Regions from separate parts of the Homo sapiens genome. Here all the other regions are linked to region 1. The links are chromatin contacts, found by Hi-C or POLR2A ChIA-PET in ENCODE. All regions are on one chromosome and are shown on one strand. The core of a region is the stretch at or near the end of the contact, and the rest is flanking DNA. Distances in the headings are between cores, read along the strand shown. Region 1 holds the start of ME3 (malic enzyme 3). Region 2 overlaps ME3 (malic enzyme 3). Region 3 overlaps ME3 (malic enzyme 3).

Evidence for each region. A loop is a pair of places that touch in the nucleus more often than their neighbours do. ChIA-PET counts read pairs that join two places held with the same protein, here RNA polymerase II (POLR2A). Pooled maps may share reads with other maps.
Region 2: a map with no recorded cell type shows a loop between it and region 1 (2.5-fold over the local background). The contact joins the enhancer-like site here to the promoter of ME3 in region 1. A Hi-C loop is called at or near these places in 1 of 37 single-sample maps with no recorded cell type.
Region 3: a loop to region 1 is called in a map of endothelial cell of hepatic sinusoid, with 3 times the contacts of the local background. The contact joins the enhancer-like site here to the promoter of ME3 in region 1. A Hi-C loop is called at or near these places in 1 of 168 maps with a recorded cell type or tissue (endothelial cell of hepatic sinusoid) and 3 of 50 pooled maps. POLR2A ChIA-PET finds 5 or more read pairs at or near these places in 3 of 52 experiments (A673, OCI-LY7 and Panc1).

The regions. Positions count from the first base shown.
Region 1 is chr11:86,671,276-86,674,136 of GRCh38, forward strand. ME3 (malic enzyme 3) reads right to left here and starts at 1,341. Exons shown (of 15, transcript NM_001161586.3): 1 at 1,049-1,341; 2 at 487-683. The coding sequence starts at 669.
Region 2 is chr11:86,550,077-86,552,937 of GRCh38, forward strand. The region is part of intron 4 of ME3 (malic enzyme 3); the gene reads right to left. Among named protein-coding and RNA genes, the nearest start is that of ME3, 120 kb to the right of the region's middle. Within about 2 kb of position 1,400, at least 10 of the 41 ENCODE cell types and tissues checked have a DNase peak (open chromatin) inside an H3K27ac peak, as active enhancers do.
Region 3 is chr11:86,576,754-86,579,614 of GRCh38, forward strand. All of the region lies in intron 2 of ME3 (malic enzyme 3), which reads right to left. Among named protein-coding and RNA genes, the nearest start is that of ME3, 94 kb to the right of the region's middle. Within about 2 kb of position 1,503, at least 26 of the 41 ENCODE cell types and tissues checked have a DNase peak (open chromatin) inside an H3K27ac peak, as active enhancers do; they include Panc1, where a contact is called at or near this core.

The DNA.
Region 1 (2,861 bases), core at 91-2,590:
AATAATAATCATAACCTTATTTATTCTCCCACTGGGTACCAGGCACTGTTCTAACGTACCCCCATTTTCTACCCGCATTTTCTCTTTAGATCTCACGACATTCCTAAGACAATTATATCTCTTTTACAGATAAGGAAACCTAGGCTCATGTAGGTTAAATGAACTGCCCAAGACCAATAAAATTAGTAAGCATCAAGGGGAGAGCTGACCGCAGGTCAGACTGACCGCGAGGATCTAAACCTGGTCTGTGTTGTTACTGCAGAAGAAATTAGGCTCCCTGCATTACTGGTCGCCTCTCTCCACGCATAAAAGGGAGAGGAGGGACAAGAAAGCCAAACCAAGTCACAACAAGCCCCTGCAAGGCAAAAACAGAAAAACCGCTGGAAGGGCGCCCGGGAGGATCCTTTCTGGGTCCAGGGGGCGGGGCGCAATTTTCCGGCAGCCACGGGATCGCAACGCGGGCCGTCCTGCCCTCTGGCCCATTACCTTGTTGAGATGAGGGTTCCTGGTGACATCGTATCCGCGCTTCTTCAGGGGCACAGGGCGCGCCGGGCCAGGCTTGGAGTGGCAGCCTTGGGCGGGCGCGGTGGGTGTCCAGCGCGGGAGGGCGCCGCAGGCCCGGCCCGGCCAGGGAGCCAGCCGCGTGCCTGTCCCCAGCGCGGCACCCATGGTCCTTGGCAGACCTGGCACGGGAGAGAAAGCAAGGTCAGGGCCTCCTTCCAGCCAGCCAGGACCCACGCGCGCTGCGGGGCACCGGGCCTGATCCGGGGACGCGCCCTCTGGGAGAGGGCAGGTGCTCCCAAAGGGTTAAATGTTCCAGCCCCCGCCACTCCTCGGCTGCCACCTGCTCGGCTCCGCGCGGGGCGCCAGGCCTAGCCAAGAGCCAGGCAAAGCGAAACCAAGCCCTGGAAGCAGATCCGGTGCGGGTGACAGCCGGCGCCACCCCTGCCCCCATCCCTGTGAAAAAGAGGCGACTGCGCGGCGAGGGGTCCCCGTACCCCTAATCCCGCGTGGTGGCTTGCCTCGGTCCTCTCCTTCCCTGGCCCACCTGCGCTGCTCGGGGAGCTGAGGTCTACGCGGTCCCGCTGCGGAGCAGGCGGGGTGAGGAGCTGCGGTCTGTGAGTCCTCTCCCGCCAATGGGTGGACCGCGCTGGCGGCCGCGAGCTCGCGGAGCTGGTGAGTTCCTCAAAGAGCGGTCCCACAACCTTTGTTCTCAGTGCCTGGCTTCCCCTGAGGACGCGCGTGGGGCGCCTCAGCACTGCGTGCACGTGGTTTTCCCCAGTGACAAGAAGCAGCTCAGAATGCCCGCCTGAGACTCTCCATCTTGGCAAGACTAAATGCACAGAGGGGGATTTGCGTTTGGGGGTCAGCATATCCTCGCACTCTCCCAACATTCGGGGAAGGGCGTGCCTTCAGGATTTGGAGTAGAAATCCTCAGGCATTCGGTGCTCAGTGTTGCCTTGTGCTGTCCAATATAATAGCCATTCGCCACGTGTGGCTATATAAACGTAAATAAATTAGTCTATATAGAATAAAATTTAACATCCAGTTCTGCAGTCACGCTAGCCACATTTCCAGTTCAAGAGCCACTTGTATGCAGATACAGAACATTTCTGTTTTTGCGGATACTTCTATTAAGCATCATTGACATAGGAGCCACAGTTACTAAGAGGACTTCTGAGGACCCCATGGAGTTTGCCATGGGTTATTGGGGCCAGACAGGGATCTTGGGGTCCATCTAGCCCCAAACTTAATTTTATACTTTCTCCACACAGTAGTCAGGAGATTCCTTTTAAAGCAAACACTTTGTTGTGTGTGGAATAAAATCCAAACTTTCAGGGCCTACAAGATTTCCCATAAACTGGCTCTTGCCAGCCTCTTCAGACTTATCCTACTCTACTCTTTCCTTCTCACTGATCTCTGGCCATACTTGATCCTTCCTGTGTCTTCACCCCACTTGGTTCCCTCCCACTGCAGGGCCTTTGCACTTGCTATTGCCTCTCCTTGGAAGGCTCATACTCCAGCCTTGCAAACCACTACTTCATTCCCACCTCTCAGTTCTCCACTAAGTTGTCAACTCGAAGGCCTTTCCTCTATCCCATTCAATGTCAGCCTGCACTAGGAACTATAGAGTGAAGGGGTTTTTCTCTTTAGAGAACTTAACACAGTCAGTAGCGCGCTTGTTTTTCTGATTGTTTACTGACTATCTCCTGTCTAGAATGTAAGCTTCATGAAGAGAGGCTCTTTGCCTGTGAACCTGTGTGTCCTCACTGCCTAGCTCACTGCCTGGTATGTAGTTGCACAATAAATAGTTGTTAGGTGAAGGGAAGTGGCAGCCACTTTCATAAGGATCGTGAACCCTTAGACTTACTGACAGACAGTTGGCACGGTCCTCTGCTGACACCCCTTCAAAGCTCCCGGTGCCAGCATTAGCCCCGTTGTAAGTACCAAGCAGACATCATGGCCCATAATGTGCTAAGGGGTGCTCCTGCCTGAGTTCAGGATTCCCTCATCCCTTCAGGAATAATCGTCTCCTCCTGCAGTCTCTCTCCTCCCTGTGTAATATCTAATTTTCAACTTGAATGATCTACGTAAAATAGTTATTTCCAAAACAGAATTACAATTACCTGGTAGGAAATAAGGATGGGGCAAAAATACAGCTTTCCAGGCCCCATCCATGAAGATTCTCATCCAGTAGGGTTTACATCCCTGAAGTCAGGTTTACTCTTGGACTGCATATTTACATAAGCTTATAAATGATCTTTTTTTCTGCCTTAAACCAGTTTGTGTCAGATGTGTGATTGTGTGCAACCAATAGTATTAACTAAATCCTTTCAACACTATTTTTATATTGGCACTTC
Region 2 (2,861 bases), core at 150-2,649, 120 kb before region 1:
CTTCTGAAAGCCAGAGATGCCTGGGCTCCACTTCAGGGATTCTGATTTACAGCTCTCCAGACACGTTTAGTGCACAGCCGGGACTGAGAATTGGTGCTCTAACTAGACCCTTTTAATTTTACAGGTGGGGAAATTTAGGTTTGGCTGCATAATATTACCATGGATCACTTAAAAATCTATTTCTAACTTGTTTATAGAATTTGGGTTACTAGATCATAAAATGTTAGAGCTAGAAGAGATCACGGAAGCCATGCAGCAGAACCCTACCACTGTTACTACAGACTAATGAGCTAAGTGACTTGCCTAAGGAGTTGTAGCCAGAAAGGGGATGATTGAGGGCAAGAACCCAGATCTCCTGACTCCTAATCCAGTGCTCTCCCTATAACAGCCAAGGACAAGGGACTAAAAGGGCCAGATGAGAGGTTAACCAGAACCGGCTGCAGACCTTGTACACAGTCTACTCAAGGACGCCTTTCCAGCAGCACAGCTGAAAGTTTCGCAGCAGAGTCTGGGTGAAATTGGAATGTCAAGCAGTCTTGGCCAAAGGAATCAGTGCTTTGGTGCCCTGAGATTGGGCAGAAGGCTGGTTTGATGATGCTAGTCCTTGCTTTCTGCTTGCCTCCCAATTTTGCTGGGAGTATGTGTGTGTGTGTTTGTGTGTATTCCCAACCAACGGACACCTGGGTTGGAACTGTGTTGTGATGTGCTCAAAAACCATGCCCTGGGTGTCAGGGATCTCTCCATTTACTGGGGCAAGGTTGTCTTTGTTTTCCAGAGTGGCTTTGATCAAAGTGTTGGCATTCATTGGTCTTGTGTACAGCTGGAAATGGGCTCCAGTGGGTATTTAGGAAGCAGAGGTGTGTAATTCATGTCCCAGGGGTCCCTCTGGGTGTGTGTGCACATGCATGTGCATGTGGGGGTTGCCGGTGGGCTGGTGGAGGTGGTTGAAGACAAGAAGGTTCCAATGCAAGAAAATGAAGCATACCAGACATATTGAGCGGGAAGTAGGAAACTCCAAGGAGGTAAATGTGAACCTTAACCATATCCTCTTATGGGTATGGGGTGAGAGGGAAGAAGAGATGAAAAAGTAATACCCCTCCTTTAAGCTTATGAGGAAGTTTACAATTGATAAAGCATGTTCACATGCGTTTAGCCCTTCTGACCCTCATAATGATGCCACAAGGTGGATAGTTCCTGTGATCCGAGCTTGGAGCTGTGGAGTAGCTCCAAGGCCACATGGTATTTAGATAAGGGGGCTGAACCACTACCTCTGACTCCAGCCCAAGTGCTCTGTCCAACATGATATAGTATGTTTCCCAAGTGTGAGAGTGTGTGTGTGCACCCATGTGTGTGCCCCTCCTGGGTGCAGACTTATCTGGCAAGGGAGTTTAAGTGAAGGCCAGAATGATGTGTCATGTTTACCAGGGCCAACCAGAAGCTGGACTATGAATTCAGGAACAACACAGGAAATTGGCTCTTGGTCAGCTGTGATGTCTTAGATAAGTCAGCTTTCGTTTTCATCTCAGTGAAATAATAAGCACCTCAAGGAGTTGTTATAGGGCTCAACAATAATGCACACAAAATAGCTAGACCAGGGCCCACCATGGGAAGTACATGCATTCAATAAATGGTAACTCTTAATATCCTGTATGTATGTTATTGGCCAGTGTGCAGAAGACCACCTATTTGCAGATAAGAAAGACAGCAGCTTGGCTCAGGGCCAAGGGCTGCTGGCTTTGTCCAAATACATCTTCAGGTACTTTCCACAGAGCTTCCGACTACATAAAACCAAGTCCCACTTCCCAGCCTCACCTTTCTAACTCATCACAGCCCGATCTCTGATTCCTCACACATACTTGCTAATGATTTGCTAGTTAAGTGCAAGTACAGATGATTTCAGGTCTGAATCAAACAACAGAGTGTGGCGGTACTTCAGAGGACTGGGGTGGCCTCAGCAGGTTTACAGTGTGTATTCTTGGGTGGGGTGACTGAGTAGATGACAACTCCTGGGGTCCTGGGTCAAACAGATCACAGCTGCTGAGCTCCTACTAGGGCCAGGCCCTTTACATTTGGAATCTCATTGAATCCTCCCAAGCAGCCATGTGAATAAGTGTTATTTCCATTTCACACATGAGGAGGCTGAGGAGGTGCTAAATTAATTGTCAAAAGTCATCAGGAGCTGAGATTCAAGGCCAAGCCTGCCTGGCTTCAAAGTCCGTGCTGCTTCTACTACCTACAACCCAGCCCTCTGACAAAGACGCTCCTTTGACCAAAACTTTAGTTGGGCTCCTGAGTCCCCTCTGACTAGATCAGACATTGGGCTTCCCTCCCTGTCCTTGTAGAATCCAGTGTGAGCAAGAATCCTGCTAAGTCGGTTTGGCCAAAATCCTCCACCTGCCTTTGGTAACTTGCCACCCTTGTTATCTCAGGACCCTGGTCCGCCTTCAGCAATAATCCCATCCTGTCAATTTAACCAGAAACCCCTTATTCTTGATGTTTCCTCCTAGTAATTATCCAAGCACCGCCCCCCATGCTGTTCCTGGGTTATAAATCCCCATTTGTCCTTACTGGAGTCAGAGTTGAGTCCAATCTCTCCCTCACTGCAAGACTCCTCTGCCATAGTTCAAAATCTATCGTAGTCCTCTGCCCTCCAGCTCCTGAATAAAGTCTGCCTTACCATCTTTAACAAGTGTCATAATGTTTTCTTTCAGACCTCCATCACCCATACGGGTTGGACCCTACACCAAAGCTGGGAAATGTTAGGTCTAAAGGCGGGTGCAGCACATTGCTTGGAGCCCAGGAGGATGAGGCATGTGAAGACAGGGCTGGTCAACAGGGATGTGGCCTGGGAGAGGGAGAGT
Region 3 (2,861 bases), core at 253-2,752, 94 kb before region 1:
GCTCACATGTGCTTCTTCCTGGTAGACCAAGAGTCCCAGCCTGGCAGTTGTACCATCAAAAGCACTTGAAAGCATCCCCAGAAACTGGCAGTTATGCTGGGGAATCAGAGAACCTATGTATTTTTAAATTCCCTTAGCTGGCTCTGATTCTATTCAAATTTGGAAACTGCTAGGCTGCATCTTTTCTTTACCTGAATGTTAAGCTCATTATGTTCCAAACCCAATTCTGCCATCTTTCCTTTCAAATAATCAGCCAAGTCCCCTGGATTCCTGTTGTGGTAGAAGCAGGATGGAAAGCTTCTTATCTCATCACTCTTTGGGCAGGATTTCCCCCTCCCCTGTTCCCATTCTAAAGCCTGTTTTCACCTTCAATGGACACAACTGTGCTTTAGGAAACAAGCAAATGACCCAATATCATTTAGAGAAACAAGGTTACTCAGACAGCACTGAGTCCATTTTGACCCAGATCATTGCCAAAGAGATTGCACAGATAGGGGATCAGAAAAGCAAAGCTGAGGAGGGCCTTGGAGTCACATGCACACACCTCCTAGGGTCCTCACAGCACTCTGCTGAATGAGAATGAGAAGACTGCCAACCCCAACCTTAGATTTCTGGAGGTTCAGGCTGCTTTCCTAAACACTGTCTTCCTCCATGGAAGAGTGGAAGTTCTGCAGCCTGTTTATTCATTCACTTGTTCATTCAACAAATGTCGGGGGCCTCTTCTGTTCTGGGTGCCTTGCTAGATGCTAGGGCTGCCACTACTTTCCTCACACAGCTCCTAAAACCTCACTTGGCACAGTGTTGGTATTAAGTTGGTGCCTCCTGCAGCATATTAACCAAAATGAAGAATTTCCCATTCCAGGGGAAGTGAAAGGAATCATAACTTTTTAAAAAATGAGCTCATTTTTATATTCTATGTTATTAACTCAAGTGCTTTATAAAAATAAAATTCATTACACAAGTGTCTATATGCCTTGCCCAATATCTTTGCCAATGATAAATAATATCTTGCATATTTTTACTGCTTCGTTGTTTCTAAAATGCTCTCATATGGCTTACGTCATTTGATCCTAGACAGGCTGGTTTTATTATCCCCATTTATAGGAGGAAATATCTAGGCTTAGATGGGTCAATGACATGTCAAGGGTGTGTGGCTAGTAAATGCCATACAACAACATTTGAGAATAATGGCTATTTCAATTGTTTTGCTATTGAAAGATTAGTTTTTGCGAAGTTGTTGGATAAGAACCAGCGTGGAAGAGATTCCATTTCTTTTCAAGAGAAATTTCATATCTGCTCCTGAAATACTTGGTGACTTTAGGATTTTGTCCATCCCGACCGAACAAGGGAACAGAGGTGGATAGTTGGAAAGATTATGAATCACTCTCTTGGCAAAATTCCCTGTGTTATTCTGAATGTTTCATGACCCTCTCTTCCCAAGAGACTATTATTTAAAATTTAAATAATACTGTTCTTGGCACCCTAATGGCCCTCTGAGTCAGCTGGACTGCAACAAAGTAATAGCAGAGGAAGGTTACAGGCAGGGGAGCAGCAGAGAACAAGGGAAGTAGCCTCTTTCCTCCAGCAACACAACAGCACTTTGATGGACTCAGCTTGGGAGGACTGGGTCAAAAGATGAACTGTGACCAGAAGGAAGAAAACAAACAGACACACTTTGGGAGGGTCTCAGAATAGGCACTGTACATGCATTCCTGGTGCGTGCGAATAAGTGGGCGGGGTGCCAGAACTGGACACGAGACAACCAAGGACAAGCTCATCTGACAGGGCAAGTGTCCAACAGATGGCTGTTAACCTGTTCCAGCCCTAATATGAACCAAATCCTCATTCTCCTGGGCTTCAGTCTCAACTCTGCCACCTTATCAGGTGAACCAGGAAGGAAGTCATTTTGTCCTGAAGAAAGTGGACCATTGTGGTGCACAGGAGATCACAGCGATCAGTCACCCTCTCTGTCTTGACACCAAGAAGCAGGAGTTCCAAAATCCAGAGGCCATTTTGGACTGAATTTGTAACAACTGTTTACACTTCACTGCTTTGTTAGGGTCTACAAAGCAGTTTTATTTGCTATGATAGTAGTTCTGAAACTTTGCTACTCATTAGAACCACTGCCCTATGTGGTAGGCTGTCAAAGTGTCATTCCCATTTTGCAGATAGGAAAGTTGAGGCTGAGAGAGTTCAATGATTTGCCTAAAATCATGGCTCTAGCAAGTTCTAGAAATGAGACTTGAATTTTGAGTTCTATTTCACCTTGTTGGCTCATTAATTCATTCATATTAAATGAATTATTCATTTAACAAGTATGTTTTGAGTACCAGCTCTGTACTAGGCATTAGATATACATTAAGAGACTAAATATATATAGCCCCTGCCTTCACTGAGTTTCAGTCTAATGATCTTTTCATTTGAACCGGTATTCTTTATACCCTTTCATATTTCAGAATTAATTTCAAATTATGTAGGCTGGTTTCGTGCCCAGCAGACTCAATGCTCAGCAGAATAGCACAAGTGGTACATTTACTAGAGCTCAGGTGTGCAGGTCCAAACTTGCCCATGAGAGGCAGTGGGCCACAGAGAAGGGAGATCAGGCCTTGGAGTTGGTGTTCCTGGCTTCAAATAATGTCTCTGCTCCAACTGGCCATGTGATCACAGGGAACTTTCTAAAGTTCTCTCTCTGTTCTCAGTGTCCTCAGTGGGGGACTGAAGATCATAATAGCCAAGCTCCCTGAGTGTCATGTGTCTAGCTACTGGCTGGAACATCTGAGGCTCTCACTAAACACAGCTGTGACCAGGCCATTACCAGATGCTGAGTACTGTGGAGAACAACCGATTCATGAACCTGGTGT